Linked DNA regions of Homo sapiens: region 1 is linked to region 2. The links are chromatin loops, found by intact Hi-C in ENCODE. Cell type or tissue: dorsolateral prefrontal cortex. All regions are shown on one strand. Each heading gives the region's core, and the rest is flanking DNA. Links, peaks and the distances in the headings are about the cores only.

The links. Hi-C counts contacts between places; a loop is a spot of excess contacts. Peaks named below come from ENCODE experiments on the same cell type or tissue, not always from the same donor. Only the 100,000 strongest peaks of a DNase experiment are listed, where the experiment ranks them.
Region 1: a loop joins it to region 2, with 2.5 times the contacts of the local background. A loop is called at or near these places in 18 of 110 quality-filtered maps.

What each region holds. Positions count from the first base shown.
Region 1 is chr17:28,745,269-28,754,483 of GRCh38, forward strand. TRAF4 (TNF receptor associated factor 4) reads left to right here. Exons shown (of 7, transcript NM_004295.4): 2 at 1,945-1,996; 3 at 2,575-2,679; 4 at 2,749-2,910; 5 at 2,994-3,155; 6 at 3,243-3,398; 7 at 3,677-5,688. The coding sequence ends at 4,309. Among named protein-coding and RNA genes, the nearest start is that of TRAF4, 5.9 kb to the left of the region's middle. RefSeq lists an enhancer at 1,823-2,822. In dorsolateral prefrontal cortex, for the core only: CTCF peaks have their summits at 2,195, 2,428, 4,987 (motif pointing left), 5,190 and 2 weaker places; DNase peaks (open chromatin) are centred at 63, 1,623, 2,170 and 4,973; H3K4me3 peaks cover 3,905 bases; H3K27ac peaks cover 6,804 bases.
Region 2 is chr17:28,898,520-28,907,737 of GRCh38, forward strand. DHRS13 (dehydrogenase/reductase 13) reads right to left here and starts at 4,560. Exons shown (of 5, transcript NM_144683.4): 1 at 4,299-4,560; 2 at 4,064-4,182; 3 at 2,974-3,097; 4 at 2,471-2,782; 5 at 1-373. The coding sequence starts at 4,425. It overlaps PHF12 (PHD finger protein 12), which reads right to left. Exons shown (of 15, transcript NM_001033561.2): 13 at 9,071-9,153; 14 at 8,337-8,475; 15 at 6,731-7,998. The coding sequence ends at 7,664. RefSeq lists silencers at 3,459-3,651, 4,153-4,782 and an enhancer at 7,327-7,827. In dorsolateral prefrontal cortex, for the core only: CTCF peaks have their summits at 4,637 and 4,845; DNase peaks (open chromatin) are centred at 4,062, 4,532 and 8,022; H3K4me3 peaks cover 2,288 bases; H3K27ac peaks cover 4,553 bases.

The DNA.
Region 1 (9,215 bases), core at 1-8,000, 150 kb before region 2:
AGGCCCTTTGTTTTCTGTTCCCCACAGCCTGGGCCGGCTCCTGCCCTCACATATGCTCCGGCACAAGCTGCAGGACTGCCCCCTCCCCCTCGGCAGTGTACACATTTACTCTCCTACAGACACAGCCCCATTGTCTCCGCCACTGCTCTTCCCCGGCCCTCTGGGTTCCAGATGAGGCCAGCTGAGCCCCCCGACCCCCCCACAGCTGACCCACCCTGACTGCCTCGGGAAAGGAGCGGGGGAGGGGGCCGTCAGGCCGGATTCCTTCCACCACCTTCTTGGCCCCCCTCTCTGCCACTCCCCCTCCCGGAAATCCCCTCTTCCTCTCCCACTCCCACACCCCCTCCCCCCATCCTGTCTTCTTCCCTGGGCCTTGGCCTCCACTGCACAGCCTGGAGCAGCCTCTGCCCTGCCTGTCCCCCATCCCCCAGTGCCTGAGCTGTGCTGCTGAGGCTTCTGAAGGGGAGAGAGGTGGTTGGGTGGTCCCTGCTCCTCACCCGCCACGGTACAAGCACAAGTGAGGGTGTCCACAGCCCTGGCTGGGCCCCAAGCTGCAGGCTAAGCTTCTGCCTGAAGCCTAGGGACTTGCCTCTGTCCCCTCCCTTTCTCCAAAACCACTCAGTCAGCACATTCCTGAAGCAGCCAAGTGGACCCCCTCCCCCTGGGCCCACCCCTCTTTCCCCACTCCTGCCTGAGCTGTTAGGTTGGCCCAGGAAGGCTGGTTGCCCTGTGGGCAGACACACCCCTTCAGTGCCTGTGGTTGTATTGTCCTTGGCATTGAAGCATGGCCAGTGGTAGTGGGATCAAGGGGAGGAGGTGGGTGCTAGAAATCCTTGGGGCAGTTGGGGCATGGACTGCCTGGGTCCTGGAGAGTGCCTCTAGAACTGGGCTCCCATGTGGGCTCTGGTTCCGCCTGGATCCCTGCCTGCCTTCCACCTACCTGACTCAGACCTGCCAGGAATGCCCTGCCCCAGGGCCCTGAGTCCTGCTGGGTGAGCCATTGCTCTGCCTGAGCCATGCCAGGCATGTGTGACTGGCCCTGGCTGGGGTCAGCAAGGGCATGTCGACAGAAAGAAGCATGCCAACAGGCTCCTTGGGTGCTGACGGCCAGGTAGGGTTTGGTGCAGGAGAAGGCGGGCAGCTAGCAGGAGGGGACGGTCACCAGGCTTCAGAAGCCCACTGAGCAGTGCCCAGAGTCTTAGCTGTGCTTGCTGGACATTTTTCCTTGCCCCAGCTTCTCTTCCTTGTGTGTGTGGTGTAGTAGAGCCTGTCTGAGCTGTGGAGTCAGACACACATAGCCAGGTGCTGCTTCACCTGTAAGCCTCTTCGTTTCATCTGTAAAATGGGGGCATTCCACCCCTTCTCAGAGGCAGGTGGCAAGGGCCGGGTGGGAATGTAAACAGGTGCCAAGGAGCATGCCTTTCCTCCCCTTTTCTGTGGGAGACACACCCTCAAAGGAGCAGGGCAGGGTAAGGTGGCCGCAAGCTGACCTTTGCCCTGGTTCTTGGCAGAGGACCTTCCTGGGGACTGGGCAGCCTTCGCACTTAATCTCAGCCCATCCCTGTTCCCCCTCCCAGTCAGCTTTCAGCGCAGCCAATGAAAACTAACCTAGGGGGAGGGGGTGACTGTGCAGCGTGTTCCTTTCCCAGTCCAGCTGCCATCCTGGGGGAGGGGGTGCCAGCTGCCACCTGTTGGCCAAGTCCTGACTGAGGCAGCTGTCTGTGCCTCCTCTAGGCCCAGACCCCCCTTCCCAGGACAGGGGCTGGGGTCTTCTGGGATCCTGGGGAAGTAGAGCCCCTCAGGCCTCTGCTTGCCCTTTTGTCTCATCTAGGCTGGTTGGGAACCGGTCTGGTGAGGAAGGGAGGCTGCCTCAGTGGAGGGGGTGGGGCCAGGCCTCCCTTTCCCCTAATGAGAAACCTTTTTCCTGCCCCTCCCCCATTTCAGTGAAGGAGTCTTCAAGTGCCCTGAGGACCAGCTTCCTCTGGACTATGCCAAGGTGAGTCCACACTGCCAGGAAGAAGCCCAAGCACAGTCTGTTGCCCTTGGAGGCCGGAGCTGCTGGCAGCCAGTGGGCTCAGGGCCAGTGTCAACCAAAAGCCTTGGGATGGTGCGCCTCCACAAAGGTAGCCTGTTCCCTCCCACCAGGCCAGTTTGCAAACGAGGCCCCTGTTTGCCCTGGAGGGCATGCACAATGCCCAGCCTGTAGGGGTGCACAGAGCTGCTCTGTGCCCGCAAGAAGTGTTCCCTCCCCTTCCGGTGGCAAGCCAGACCTGTGGCTGAGGGCCAGTATCCCTCCACCAGGGGAAAGGAAGCAGAGCCCCAGGGACAGCCTGGGATTGAGCAGGCTGATTGGCTGCCTCTTCAAAGGAAGCGTCCTGTGCAGGCATGTTAGGACCCAGCATCAGAGCAGATGCTGCCTGCTGTGCCCTTCATCCCTGGACTCAAGAGGGGCAAAGAGCCCAAGAGAGGCTATTACAGGCTCCAAGGTAGAGCCAGCCCAGTTGGGTCTAGGGGTGGGAACTGGGCACTGCAGTCAGCTCTGACCCTGGCCAGTTCCCCCATCCCTACCCCCAGATCTACCCAGACCCGGAGCTGGAAGTACAAGTATTGGGCCTGCCTATCCGCTGCATCCACAGTGAGGAGGGCTGCCGCTGGAGTGGGCCACTACGTCATCTACAGGTGAGGCTCTGATGTGAGGGCTGGCACCACCTCTCCCTTGGCAGGCACTAATTGCAGCCTTCCCACCAGGGCCACCTGAATACCTGCAGCTTCAATGTCATTCCCTGCCCTAATCGCTGCCCCATGAAGCTGAGCCGCCGTGATCTACCTGCACACTTGCAGCATGACTGCCCCAAGCGGCGCCTCAAGTGCGAGTTTTGTGGCTGTGACTTCAGTGGGGAGGCCTATGAGGTGGGTGGGGTCTGGCTGAATGTGGAGGAGGGGGTACCTGATGGCCTAGGCATCTCTTAACTCAGCACCTCTGACATTTCCAGAGCCATGAGGGTATGTGCCCCCAGGAGAGTGTCTACTGTGAGAATAAGTGTGGTGCCCGCATGATGCGGCGGCTGCTGGCCCAGCATGCCACCTCTGAGTGCCCCAAGCGCACTCAGCCCTGCACCTACTGCACTAAGGAGTTCGTCTTTGACACCATCCAGGTGAGGCCTTCCCTGAACTGTGGGTTGCAGGGTAGGTGACAGGTAGTCAGGATATTGACTCCTGCCTCTCTACTTCTGTGGCCCCAGAGCCACCAGTACCAGTGCCCAAGGCTGCCTGTTGCCTGCCCCAACCAATGTGGTGTGGGCACTGTGGCTCGGGAGGACCTGCCAGGCCATCTGAAGGACAGCTGTAACACCGCCCTGGTGCTCTGCCCATTCAAAGACTCCGGCTGCAAGCACAGGGTGAGATGCCCCTTTTCCTGTCAGCCCCCTTTTGCCCTTGAAGCCCTAGACAGAGGCTCAGCTTCTGATGTACTTAGGCCTTGGTGGTCCCTGCTGTGCTGCTCTGAAACCCTCAGTCCTTCCCTCTGCTGCCAGCTCCAGCCTCTTCCTAACACCCTCTGTCTTCCTCACGTAGAGCTGGGTGCCTGCTACCCTGTACCCACTCCTCTCCTCTCCCTGGACCTCCCCCTACTGATAACTCTCCTCCCTTCCCCCATGGCCTGGGGCTTTGCCAACAGTGCCCTAAGCTGGCAATGGCACGGCATGTGGAGGAGAGTGTGAAGCCACATCTGGCCATGATGTGTGCCCTGGTGAGCCGGCAACGGCAGGAGCTGCAGGAGCTTCGGCGAGAGCTGGAGGAGCTATCAGTGGGCAGTGATGGCGTGCTCATCTGGAAGATTGGCAGCTATGGACGGCGGCTACAGGAGGCCAAGGCCAAGCCCAACCTTGAGTGCTTCAGCCCAGCCTTCTACACACATAAGTATGGTTACAAGCTGCAGGTGTCTGCATTCCTCAATGGCAATGGCAGTGGTGAGGGCACACACCTCTCACTGTACATTCGTGTGCTGCCTGGTGCCTTTGACAATCTCCTTGAGTGGCCCTTTGCCCGCCGTGTCACCTTCTCCCTGCTGGATCAGAGCGACCCTGGGCTGGCTAAACCACAGCACGTCACTGAGACCTTCCACCCCGACCCAAACTGGAAGAATTTCCAGAAGCCAGGCACGTGGCGGGGCTCCCTGGATGAGAGTTCTCTGGGCTTTGGTTATCCCAAGTTCATCTCCCACCAGGACATTCGAAAGCGAAACTATGTGCGGGATGATGCAGTCTTCATCCGTGCTGCTGTTGAACTGCCCCGGAAGATCCTCAGCTGAGTGCAGGTGGGGTTCGAGGGGAAAGGACGATGGGGCATGACCTCAGTCAGGCACTGGCTGAACTTGGAGAGGGGGCCGGACCCCCGTCAGCTGCTTCTGCTGCCTAGGTTCTGTTACCCCATCCTCCCTCCCCCAGCCACCACCCTCAGGTGCCTCCAATTGGTGCTTCAGCCCTGGCCCCTGTGGGGAACAGGTCTTGGGGTCATGAAGGGCTGGAAACAAGTGACCCCAGGGCCTGTCTCCCTTCTTGGGTAGGGCAGACATGCCTTGGTGCCGGTCACACTCTACACGGACTGAGGTGCCTGCTCAGGTGCTATGTCCCAAGAGCCATAAGGGGGTGGGAATTGGGGAGGGAGAAAGGGTAGTTCAAAGAGTCTGTCTTGAGATCTGATTTTTTCCCCCTTTACCTAGCTGTGCCCCCTCTGGTTATTTATTTCCTTAGTGCCAGGAGGGCACAGCAGGGGAGCCCTGATTTTTAATAAATCCGGAATTGTATTTATTAATTTGCTTCCAGCCTGACTTACCTGGGTTGGTTAGGTCCCTGGGAGGCTCAACCAAACTGAAGGCAAAGAAAGGACCAGTCAGAGAAGGGCCGCTGCCTGGGTCTGGCCCCAGGATCCAGCTTACCTGCTGGCTCGCCCTCTGATGGACGCCGGGAAAACTGCATCGGGCTTTGTGTGGAAGACGGTCCCTGCCACTGCCCTCTGCCGATGAAATGCGGGAAGTGTATGGCCTAGATGTTTCATAAGGCTGGAGTCCCTGGTCAGCCCCACCAGATTAGTGCTTCTACCCTAGGCAGGGCTTTCTTGGTCTAATGGTAATAAGCACCGACACTGCTAAGCACTTTACGTGCATTATTATTTCATTGAAAAGAACTGTCAAGTGAAATACTTTTTAGCACAGTAACTGGCTTTGTGGGCTCTAGAGAAGAGTTAATGAGGCAGTGCATGTTCTTGGCCCAGAGTAAGTGCTTAGTGAATGCTTTCTAACTCCGAACCCCAGCCACATCCAGGGACTGGGTGTTGAGCAAAAGGGGCCTTCAAGATGTTCAAGGCACTTGGATTTTCTCCTGTCTCTCATCGGCTTTTCTTAACGGGCCTCAGTGGGTGCATGTGATTATCCACGTTTCACCTATGAAACATGAACAGAGGAGACTGACTTATCAGTGATTCTTCCGCGGGTTCGGACAGGGCCTCGATTCTGTTTTAAACTCCAGTAGTCCCTAGAAATTGTAGCTCCCTCTAGTTGTGGCAATAGGTGTGGGTCCTTGTGCTTGCTTTTGGCAAGTTTCTGAGCTACACAGGGCCTCCATTACCGTCACTGGTGAAATGCGGCTCACCTCCCAGATTTGTTGTAAAGATTAAATGAACTGGTCAGCACACAGTGCCTTACTGTCTTGCCTAGCCCTGAGAAGAGGCTGTATGTACGAGAATCATTAGTAAGGGAAGGTTCAAGGACTGTAGTTCTTTCTTTTCCCATGCAGAGGCTGAGGGTTTAAACAAAAAAAAAAAAAACTCAGCCTCTGCTGCACACGACTAGCTACTCAGGAGGCTGAGGTGGGAGGATGGCTTGAGCCCAGGAGGCAGAGGTTAAAGTGAGCAGAGATTGCGCTACTGCACTCCAGCCTGTGTGGCAGAGCCAGACCCTGTCTCAAAAAAAAAGGCCTTGGGCTGGGCGAAGTGGCTCACTCACACCTGTAATCCCAGCATTTTGGGAGGTTGAGGTGGACGGATCACGAGGTCAGGAGATCAAGACCATCCTGGCTAACATGGTGAAACCCCGTCTCTACTAAAAATACAAAAAAAAATTAGCTGGTGTGGTGACACGCACCTGTAGTCCCAACTACTCAGAAGGCTGAGGCAGGAGAATCACTTGAACCCGGGAGGCGGAGGTTGCAGTGAGCCAAGATCGCGTCATTGCACTCCGGCCTGGCGACAGGGAGAATAAAAAAAAAAAAAACCCTTTATGGGGTGACAGGACAGGACTAAGCCTCAGTGAGCCAGGCTGGGGAGGTCATCATCGGCCCAATCTTTCTTTTCAAAAAGGTCAAATTGACTTACTTATCTAGGGAGAAATGGGGCCCTCCTGCCTAGGTGAGAAACTAGAGCTGGGCTTCTTCACCAGATAAACCGTCTTGGTACGGTGATGCCTGGAGACTGGTAGAGGCAACCATGGGCTCCAGCAGCATAAATGCTTTCAGGCAACAGGCTGAAACACCTTTCCAGAATCCCAGCTACACACCTGACCGAGCACAGTGGCTGATGCCTATAATCCCAGCACTTTGGGAGCCTGAGTTGGAGATGACCCTGGGCAACAAAGGGAGCCACCCCGTATCTACAAAAAAATATAAGGAGCCGGGCACAGTGGCTCACACCTGTAATCGCAACACTTTGGGAGGCTAAGGAGGGCGGATTACCTGAGGTCAGGAGTTCAACACCAGCCTGGCCAACATGGTGAAACAAAAGTCTCTACTAAAAATACAAAAATTAGCTGGGCGTGGTGGCAGGTGCCTATAATCACACCTACTTGGGAGGCTGAGACAGGAGTATTGCTTGAACCTGGGAGGTAGAGTCTGCAGTGAGCTGAGATCGCACCACTGCACTCCAGCCTGGGCAACAATGAGCAAAACTCCATCTCAAAAAAAAAAAAAAAAAATTAGTTGGGCATGGTGGTGCACACCTGTAGTCCCAGCTACTTGGGAGGCCCAGGCAGAAGAATCACTTGAACCTGGGAGGTGGAGGTTGCAGTGAGCTGAACTCCAGCCTGGGAAACATAGTGAGACTCCGTCTCTAAATAAATAAATACACTGTCACTGCATGCTTCCGGGGGTCACATTCACATAGTCTAGATGGTGCCTCCTAGAGTTGCATGCAAACAATGGGGCTGTTAACCCCATACTCTGCAAGCCTTGCACACCTGGACCTTATTCAGTGCTAGTCATAACTTGCAGAATTCAGGCCATGTTCTGCAATAAAAGTGTGAGCTGCACTCCCCAAGGATCTACCTCAGCCCAGGAATCATTCACTCTGGAGGAAGCGCTGTACTTTACTAATGTCTAGCTCCGCTTTTGGGCCGACTGCAGATCTTATCTGACACAGGCAGAAGACAGCTTCCTTTCACAGGGGTGGCATGAGGCATAAAGGAGTCAAAACACTTTCACAAAAGAACACCCTCGGCCAGGCACAGTGGCTCACGCCTGTAATCCCAGCACTTTGGGAGGTTGAGGCGAGCGGATCACAAGATCAGGAGTTCAAGACCAGCCTGACCAACATGGCGAAACCCCGTCTCTACTAAAAATACAAAAATTACCTGGGCATGGTGGCGCACACCTGTAGTCCCAGCTTCTCATGGGGCTGAGGCAGGAGAATCACTTGAACCCGGGAGGTGGAGGTTGCAGTGAGCTAAGATCGTGCCACTGCCCGCCTGAACGACAGAGCAAGAGACTATCTCAAGGAAAAAAAAGCACCCCCATCCTGGCTAACATGGTGAAACCCCATCTCTACTAAAAATACAAAAATTAGCCAGGCATGGCGGCGGGCGCCTGTAGTCCCAGCTACTCAGGAGGCTGAGGCAGGAGAATGGTGTGAACCCAGGAGGTGGAGCCTGCAGTGAGCCTAGATTGCGCCACTGCACTCCAGCCTGGGCGACAGAGTGAGACTCCGTCTGAAAAAAAATAAAAAAACAAAAGCACCCTACAGAAAAGGGTGTGCTCAAGAAAGAAGGCTGGTGCTTTAGCTCCGTCAGCATTCAGGAAGCCACCTGCGGACTCTTGCCGCCAAGGGTCTGATTCTACCCTCCCTGAATCCCCCATCTTGTGGAATCTATATGTGTATATATATAATCTATATATATATTATATAATTATATATATAGATATTATATGTATACATATAGATATTATAATTATATATATATATACACACATATATATATAATCTTTTTTTTGAGACAGAGTCTCACTCTTTTTGCCCAGGCTGGAGTGCAGTGGCACGATTTCAGCTCACCGCAACCTCTGCCTCCCGGGTTCACAAGCGATTCTCCTGCCTCAGCCTCCCGAGTAGCTGGGATTACAGGCCCCTGCCACCATGCCTGGCTAATTTTTGTATCTTTAGTAGAGACGGGATTTCACCATGTTGGCCAGGCTGGTCTCAAACTCCTGACCTTAGGTGATCTGGCTGGCCTTCACTTCCCAAAGTGCTGGGATTACAGAGGTGAGCCACTGTGCCAAGCCTCAATTTTCTTTTCTCTTTTTTTTTTTTACGGAGTTTTTTCTCGTCATCCAGGCTGGAGTGCAGTGGCGCGATCTTGGCTCACTGCAACCTCTGCCTCCCAGGTTCAAGTGATTCTCGTGCCTCAGCCTCCTGAGTAGCTGGGACTACAGGCGCCCGCTGCCATGCCTGGCTAATTTTTGTATTTTTAGTAGAGACGGGTTTTCACCATGTTGGCCAGGCTGGTCTCGAACTCCTGACCTTAGGTGATCCAGCTGGCCTCAGCCTCCCAAAGTGCTGGGATTACAGGTGTGAGCCACCACACCCGGCCTCAGTTTTCTTTTTTTAAAAAAATAGTTTTTTCATTTAGAGATGGGGGTCTCACTCCTGTCACCCAGATACTGGCACTGCAGCCGTAAACTCTCGGGCTTGAGGAATCCTACCACTTCAGCCTCCCAAGCAGCTGGGACTACAGGTATGTGCCATCACACCCAACTTTTGTTTTTTTTTTTTTTTTTTTTTGAGACTGAGTTTCACTCGTTGCCCAGGCTGGAGTGCAATGGCGCGATCTCGGCTCACCACAACCTCCGCCTCCGAGGTTCAAGCAACTCTCCTGCCTCAGCCTCCCGAGTAGCTGGGATTACAGGCATGCGCCACCATGCCCAGCTAATTTTGTATTTTTAATAGAGACAAGGTTT
Region 2 (9,218 bases), core at 409-8,408:
CTGGGGTAAGGTTGAGAAACTGTGGGCTCCTCAGGGTGGGGGGTGCTTAGAGAAGATGGGGCCTCTGAGTCCTCAGACTGGGGGTCTTCATCGGGTTCAGCATCCTCCCCAGGCCCAAGCCCTGCCAGCCTCTTGCTGGCCTCCCATAGCCGATGGGCTGCCCGGTCGTCTCGGGCAGCTGGAGGCACCTCTTCCACATGGCAGTTGGCAAAATATCTCCCACTGAGGGGCTCGATGCCCTCTTGTAGAGCACAATACAGGGGTGTCTGGGCACCCCCTCTTGGTGCCCGGAGCACCAGCCAAGCCAATGGGCGCAAAAGTGGGCGCAGCCATCCAGGAACATGGCGCAGGAACAGCTCCGAGTTCACAGGCCCTGTAGGCAGGAAGAAAGAAAGGAGTCGGGCTAGGCACAGTGGTGTGTATTTACAGTCACAGCTACTCGGGAGGCGGAGCAGGAGGATCACTTGAGCCCAGGAGTTTGAGACCAGACTGGGCAACATAGTCAAGCTCTGTCTCTTTAAAAAAAAAAACAACAACAAAAAAAATAGAACAGAGCTAGAAGAACAGGGACAGAATCTGGTTTCAAGGGAACCAGGATAGTATTTACCAGGCATTCGGGGCTTCTGCGAGGTGACTTCACTCATTTCCTGCATGAAGCCTCTTCGCTTCCATCCAGACTGCTTGTTCACCCCACATCCCAGATTTTGTTCATGCTGTGTCCCATGTCTGAAACAATTCTCAGTCTCTCTCCATCTTTTCTTCTAGCTCAAGTCCTGTTCCTTGTTTAACCAGCATTTATTAAGTACTTGCAGTATACCAGCCACTATTTTGGACATTAGTGATATGGAGTGTAATAAAGACTTAATAAAGGCTAATTGTGATCATCGCTATTATAATTACTAATGAGCCTTAGGCAGTGACTATCTAAAATGCAGTATGGTAATATGAATATGACAGATCTTGTTATCCTGGTATAACCTCTTCCATAAGACAAAGTGTTGCTCTGGATCCCCAATTATCTCACTCAGAGTAAAAGCCAGAATGCCTATAGTGAACCTCCCTCCAAACCCTACAGGACACAGTGCCTCTCTATGACCTCACCTCTTGCCACTCTCCCCCCTCACTCTGTTCCAGCCACATTAGCCTTTCTCAAGCACACCAGGAACTTCTGCCTTAGGGCCTCTGCACTTACTTTTTTCTGTTTTGGAGACAGAGTCTCGCTCTGTCACCCAGGCTGGAGTACAGTGGCGAGATCTCAGCTTACTGGCAACGTCCACCTCTAGGTTCAGGCGATTCTCCTGCCTCAGCCTCCTGAATAGCTGGGACTACAGGTGATAGCCACAATGCCTAGCTAATTTTTGTATTTGTAGTAGAGACAGGTTTTCTTTTTTTTTTCTTTTTTCTTTTTTTTTGAGATGGAGTCTTGCTCTGTCCCCCAGGCTGGAGTGCGGTGGCGTGATCACGGCTCACTGCAACCTCCACCTCCCGGATTAAAGCGATTCTCCTGCCTCAGCCTCCTGAGTAGCTGGGATTACAGGCGCGCGCCACCACACCTGGCTAATTTTTGTATTTTTAGTACAGATGGGGTTTCACCATGTTGGTCAGGCTGGTCTCGAACTCCTGACCTTGTGATTGCCCGCCTCGGCCTCCCAAAATGCTGGGATTACAGGTGTGAGCCACCACGCCCAGCCTAGAGATGGGGTTTCACCATGTTGCCCAGGTTGGTCTCGAACTCCTGACCTCAAGTGATCTACCAGCCTTGGCCTCCCAAAGTGCTGGGATTACAGGCATGAGCCACCGCTTCCAGCCCCTCTGCACTTATTATTTGCACTGTTCTCTCTTTTTCTGGGCATCTCCCCAGTGAGCCATGTATCTTTCAGACCTCTGTTCAAATGTCACCTTTATAGATATGTCTTCCTTGACTGCCACACCATATTCCCGTTCCATTTGCCCCTTGCTGTTTCCTTTTTCCTCAGAGCACTCTATCACCACCCCTCATCGTATATATTTATTGGCTGTCTCCCTCTCCTCCAAACTAGAATGCAAACTCTATGAGGGCAGGGTCTTTGTTTTGTTCACTGCTATATCCCCAGCACTGCAAGTAATGCCTGATACAGAGTAGGTACTCGGTAAATGCTTCTTGGATGAATTATTAGCTATCATCATCATCATTATCAGTTCAGTCAGTGCAGATGGCTCCTGGGGGTGGGAATCCAGGTCTTATTCATGGCCATATACCCCCCAGGGCTGAGGACCCAGGCTTGTGGTGTGAGAGGAAGAACCTAAACCAGGAGAACCTGGTTCCAAGAGCAGCAAGGAACAGGTCTCTCCTTGGACTATGCTTCCTTGCTGCCCTGAGATTCTGTGACTCAATGAGGGATGGAGGGTGGGGAGGCGGTAGTGGTGTGGGGGGCACAGGATGGGGCAAGGAAAGGAGAGGGGAATCGGAAGCCAAAGAACCAGACCTCACCTGGGTGGGCTGCATAGCAGGTGACGCCAGTGGCCTCAAGCTGGTTGGCGAGCTCCCGGGCAAACAGTACATTAGCCAGCTTAGTGTCAGCATATGCCCGCAGCTCCTGCCGCCAGCCCACCACTGGGCGGTCCAGGCGTTTGAAGTCAAGACGTCCCCGACAGTGGGCAGCTGAGGCTACCACCACCACGCGGCTAGGGGCACATGCCTTCAGGCAAGGCAGCAGCAGATGTGTCAGCAGAAAGGGACCGATATGGTTCACCCGAAGCAGCAGGTTAAACGCCTCACGGGTCCGGCCACAGGAACTGATACCTGGGGCAGAGGCTAAATGTGAGCGGCTGCTCCAGAAGGAGCTCTGCAGCCTTGGCATCCCTATCTATGAGATGGGAGAAGGGGGCATCCTTCCCATGTGTCCACTGGCCCCAGCAGGGCCCCCGCTGGAGGGGGCAGTTGCCCCTGGCCACCCGCCACCCCACCCCCACGCAGGGCCTGCTGCCCCTCACCGGCATTGTGGATGAGGATGTCCAACCGTGGCTCAGAGCTCAGAAAGGCAGTGGCAAAGGCCCGCACCGAGGCCAGACTGGCCAAGTCCAAGGCCATGAAGATGACCTCATTGTTCCCACTCTCCTGTGGAGAGGCAAGGGCTGGGCTTGTCACCAGGCATCTCTCTCCTCTTCCCTCTCCCCAGGCACCAAATTCTGAGAGTCCATCTCCTACTGTTTACTAAAATCTGCCCCTGTGTCTTAGAGTGTACTAGATAAGTGTGTGGATTCAAATCCTGACTTTGCCTTTTACTAAAGTGTGACCTTGGGCAAGATACTTAATCTCTCTGGGTCTCAGTTCTCTCACTGCGTAAAGGGAATAATAATAACAACAGTCCCAATCTCACTGAGCTTTTGTGAGGATGAAAGGAGTTAACGTGTAAAATACACTCTAGCAGCACTGGGTAGGTACTTGCTATTATTATTATCACCTCCTTTCCCCATTACCATTTACCCTAAAATCTGTAACTTCTCACTGGTCTCCTCTCTCCCGCTCTTGCCCCCCCACTCCAGGCACCACGCAGCCACAAAGGAGTTCCTTCCAAAGGCTATTCTGACAGTCCGGAGCCTACTGAGGGCTGTTCATGGTCTCCACTGGTCTCTGCTGCCCAATCTATAAAATCCAAGCTTCTCAATAGGCTCTAGAATGTTCTCCAGCCCCCTCATTTGCCCATCTTCCTCATACTTTGTGCTCCAGCCTCATTAAATCTTTTTCTCAGTTTTTCAGATCAGTCCAGCTCTCTTTGCCTCAGAGCCTTTGCTTATGCTGTGCCCTCTGCTGTTCCCTTTCCTACTGATCATTAACCCAACTTCTACTGATGCTTAAACGTCTCAGAACTGCAATTACGGCCTTCAGGAAGCCCCTCCCCCACTCGGCTCTGGTGCGCCTTCCTCGGGTGACCCCAGCGCTCCGTGCACTCCCTCTTCGCGCTCAGCCGCCCGCGCCGCGCTCTCCTCCCTGGACCCGGATCCTCCGCAGCCCCTTTGCTGGCTTCTCTGTGTCCCGGCGGGTTCTCGGCTCACCGTCCCACGCGCCCCCGCTGCCTCTCACCTGGCGGAGGTCGAAGGCAGCCGCCTCCCCGCGCTCCTGGCTGCGGCAGGCCAGCACCACGCGCGCTCCCCGGCGCGCCAGCTCCAGCGCCGTCATCTTTCCGATGCCGCTGTTGGCGCCTGCGGACCGCGGGCGGGAGCCGAGCTGAGCTGAGCCCGGCGGGCCGCTGCTACCGCCGGCCCGGCCTCCTCTCCGCGCGCCCCGCCAGCTCGCACTCACCCGCCTCCGCACTCACCCGTGACCACGGCCGTGCGGCCCCGCAGGTTGCCCATGCCGCCGCACGGCGGGGCCTTCACCAGGTTGTAGTAGACAAGCACGTAAGCGCCCAGCAGCAACCCCGCGCCCAGCAGCAGCGCCTCCATGCCGGCCGCGCCTCCCGGCTCCCGCCCAGGCCCCGCACCGCCCTGGATCGCCGCCAGGCGGCTGCCGATCCGCCCTGCACAGGCCTGGAACGGCGCCCGGGCGCGTCAGCCTCCGAAGGCGGAGGCGGGCAGGAGGCTGGGCAGGGGCGTGTGCGCGTGCGGGTGCGCGCCGGCCCTGCGAGCGCCCCCTAGGCGTGCGTCGGCGTCCTGGGGGCGTGTGCCTCTGTGGACACCTTTGAGGTGAGTGTGTGCGCTTGGGCCCTGGGAGCGCCCCCTAGGTGTGTGCCTGTGTGAACTCCTGGGTGTGTGTGTCCACGTACACCCTGTGAGTGCACGCTAGGTATGTGCATGCATCTGCAACGCTTGTATGTGAATGATCTCTAGGTGTGTATGTGCCCATGTCCCTGAGGATCACCCTTTGGGTTGTGTGCGTGCCTCTGGATCCTGTGTGTGAGCTCCTGTAAGCACCTTGTAGGTGTTTGTGTGCATTCTGGCAGAGTCCCTCCAGGTATGTGCCTGCATCTGTAGTCTCTGCCAGTGCATGTGCTTGCATATCTCCATATGTTTACTCGAGGTGTATGTAGCACAGTCCCTCCCTTCTGAAGTTAGGTGTGTACATGAATACACGTGTGTCTTTGAGTCTAGTCCTAGATGCTTTTCCCTCTAAGAACAAATCCTTCTCCTTCCTTCCCTTCTGCACAAATCCTTCTCCTTTCCTTCCTTTCCTTTCCTTCCTTCCTTCCTTCCTTCCTTCCTTCCCTTCCTTCCTTCCTCCCTTCCTTCCTTCCTTCCTTCCCTCCCTCCCTTCCTTCCTTCTTTCCTTTCTTTCTTTCTTTTGAGACGGAGTTTCACTCTCGTTGCCCAGGCTGGAGTGCAGTGGCGTGATCCCGGCTCACTGCAACCTCCGCTTCCCGGGTTCAAGCAATTCTCCTGCCTCAGAATCCAGAGTAGCTGGGATCACAGGTGTGTGACACCACACCCGGCTAATTTTTGTATTTTAGTAGAGAAGGGTTTTCACTATGTTGGCCAGGTTGGTCTCAAACTTCTGACCTTAAGTGACCCACCTGCCTCAGCCTCTCAAAGTGCTGGGATTACAGGTGTGAGCCTCTGCACTGGGCCAAATCCTTCGTTTTCTTATCTTCACATCCAGCCCCCAGCTTCTAGGATTCTTCCGTGTTCTCCCCACACAGGCTAGAGAGGACACTGTTAAAGGTGGCACAGGCAGTTAAGGGGTGTCAGAATTCACTCCTTCATTCCCCCTCTGTATCTCCCTACCTCAACCCCACTAGTGCCTTCCATGGCTGAAGGGAAGCAGGAAGAGATAGAGAGTAAAATCTGTTATTGCCTTTCAGGAGGAAATTTGCCTTTGGAATGGTTCTCATAGGTGATAAGAGACAGGCAGAGAAGCTCCATCACTCAATTACAAGTGACCATGATGGCAGGAAGGGTGGGGCTGGCTAGGAACAAATGGGTAAGACCATTCCAGGGCAGAAGGCCGTTGCCTGATACATTCAGTACAATTTAGAACCTGGTATTTGGCACTTATGGTGTGCCCAGCAGTGTAGTTAGACTTGGAAATTCCGAGTGGAAGATATACAAGTTTCTGTCCTTAGGGAGTTCAAAAAGCCCATTAGGGCACCGGGAGCAGAGTGATGACGCCTGCATGGGCAGATGAAAGTCAGGGACAGACCTCAGATTCCAGGGCCAGTTTCCTATTTAGCTGCACTGCGGATTCGGGTTTCCATTGTAGATGCTGTGGGATGAGGCTGGGGGTAGAATATTCATTTTCTATCCCTAAGGCAAAATCCTGACACACAAGCAGATGCACCTACACAAACAGTGCTGGAATATACACAGAGGTGCTCTCCATCTGAGGAGGCTGACCTCAGGAAAACTTCCTGGAGAGTTTTTCACTAAGATCTGGGAGGAAAGCATGGAATTTGGTTTAATGAAGGTCCCCGGGACTTGAGAATTAAGGTAATGCAGCAGACTCGTTTTTTGATGAGGAATAGCAGTTGTAGAGAAGTGTGACTGCAGATCACATGACTAGAAGTGACAGGTCAAGACTAGATTCCACTATCAGTCAGGGTTCTCTGGAGAAACAGCTCCCCCCGGGCCAGCAGACGCACCCATGTCATTCCATTGTCATCCACCCACCCTGGCTCACTTTTCTCCAACACCTCCCCTACCAAACTTCCCTATGGGAATGAGACCTGTTCAAAAGGCCCCCCACCTGCTAGACCCAGATCTAGGGGAGGGTCTCCTCTAAGGGTGATGACAGGTAGGACAGACAGTCAGAAAACAATTTGAAGTATTTTTGTTTTTTATATACAGAATACAGGAAAGTTTCTGTAAAGTCTAAAACATTACAATTACTATGTACATTGGTACTGGTTGTGGGGGTGGGAGGAGAGGAGGGAACCAGGGGCAGGAGGAAGAGGAGAGAAGTGGCAAGAGAACAAAAAAAGGAGACAAAACAGGTTTACGACAAAAACATTTTTGCTACAATAGACAATTTGAGAAAACGCTCTACCACATGTAGTACTGTACACGGTTTTTAAAAACATTGAAAAAATGTCATCACTAGATGTATTTACACAAAATCCAAATACACTTTTCCTTATTTGAAATAAAATAGATGGACAGCCAGAAAAAGAATTCATTTCTCATTTGTCCATAATACACAGTAGCTACCTGTAGTGCAACCGCTGCAGAAAGGGAAAATAACGTGGAGGGTGGGAACCATGGAAGGAAGGTGGGTAGCGATCTTTATATTAAATAAAACAATGATATTGTATAGATTTTGCTGTATGAAAACTGTATTTTTTCTTTTAATATAAAACTATTGTCACTGCCACAAAATAGAACAAGTTTCTGATTATTTTACAATGGTGGGCGAGGGGGAGGGAGCAGGAGGTGGGTGGGGAAGGGTTTTGTGTTGGAGGAAGTGTCCAGACCCTGGGTCTTTCCCTCCCTGCCCACGCTGTTCCTCAGCTCAGGTCTGCCGCTTTCCCATGAAATGTTGAGTACAAATATATGTGCAAATGCCCCCTAGAACTTGAGAAAAGAAAAAGGATTTTTAAAAAACAGTCAAAAGGTTTTCTTCATTTCATGCAAAGATTGTAGTTGAAGGGTTTCTGGTAGAGTATAGAAAACACCCGGGCTTGGTTTGTGTACATTTTTGCATTGCAGGAGTCTTGGGTGGGTGTACAGGCCAGTGGCGGGGTAGCCGCCAGTCCTAAGGAACAGAGTTGGAGCGCAGCACAGGGCCCTGGTGGGGCTTGAGAGAGAGCTTCTCGGCCAAGACCCCATCCTGCAGCAGGCTGGCATCGCCTTTGGGCTGTTTGGTCGCAAACTCAGTGATGCTGAAGACAAACTGCAGGCAGCCCAGCTTGATGTAGCTGCCATGGTGCAGTAAGGCTGTGCCCTCCCAGCCGGCCCCACTGCCCCCAATCAAGCTCGAGCTGCTGGCTTTGCAATTGCAGGGTCTCCGCTGCGGCCCCTGGGCCTGGGAACTCATCATGGCTGCCTCCTCACTTGGCTCTTCGTCCTGTTTCTGGTGCCGGCGGCGCCCTGGGAAAAAGGGGGATGGTCACAGAAGAGGAACAGTGAGCAGCCAACCCATGTGGGCTGTTTGCCAAGGTTGGGCTCCTGCATCTCCCCATTCCAACTGCTGCATGACTAGGGAGGAAGGATGCTCAGAAAGGGTTGGTGGAGTCTGAAGTCCCCACAGGTGTGTACACACATGGGGGTACTCAGCACTTGCTTCTCTGTGGCCTGCCCTGGGCCCACGAGGAAGTAGAGCTTGGCCAATAGGACTGGGAAGGCAAGAGACAGACCATGGGCAGCAAGTCAGAACCACCCTGACTGGGGCCTCAGCTTTGTGGCCACAGATCTCTGCTCCAACTTACTGATGACACTCTGCACTTTGGCAACAATACTGCTTGGGGGGGTTGGCGGGGTCTTCTCCGAGAAGTCACATGAATACAGCACATTGTCCACCGTTGTCCCATGCTCACTGTAGTTTAACAGCTCATAATGTTTGGTATTCTGAGGAGGAGGAGGGGAGATAAGATGTGTGGTCTGCTGTGTGGGGCCTGGGGCTAAGGGGAGAGAGGACATATGGAGAAGGCCGTGCTACTCTACCTAGAGAGTCCTTACTTGCCTCCCCAGTCATGGCCCCTGTCCTTTCAGAAGGGGGCTGGAGACACCTCCTCAGGGAAGCTTTCCTTCTGGTGTCCCACACTCCCTACTCTCCCACTCCTTCACTCTGCCCTCTCAGCACCGCTCCTCTTGGTATGATACTCACTGGCCCGTGATGATAATGAAATTCACAGGGACACACCCACAAGGCTTGGCTTCCTTCTATGCTGGTCCCCTCCCTTGCTTTAGGGTAGGCTCCCTCTGTTGTGCCTGTGACTAACCTCAGGAAAAATGGTAGCCCTGCTCCTGGGAAGCAGGTAGCTTCCCAGGTAGGATGCTATTTCACATCAAGACTCTCCTCCTCCAGGAATGACAGGGAGGGAAGAAAAAGAGAGGACCCCCAATCCCTCTTCCCTCCCCTCAGGGCACTGAACAAAAACCTACTGCCTGGGAGAGGCCTCAGGTTGGGAAAGCTCCCTCCCACCGCATCTCCGGCCCTCACCTCATCGTAGAATATGCAGGCATGTTTCCCGGACACGTAGTTACAGTGACCATAGTTTGTAAGGCACACATCCATGTCAGCTCCTGCAAGGTGGCAGGAGTAGAGGAAAAGGAAGGCAGAGAACAGATTGTAAGGTGCATGTGTCGGG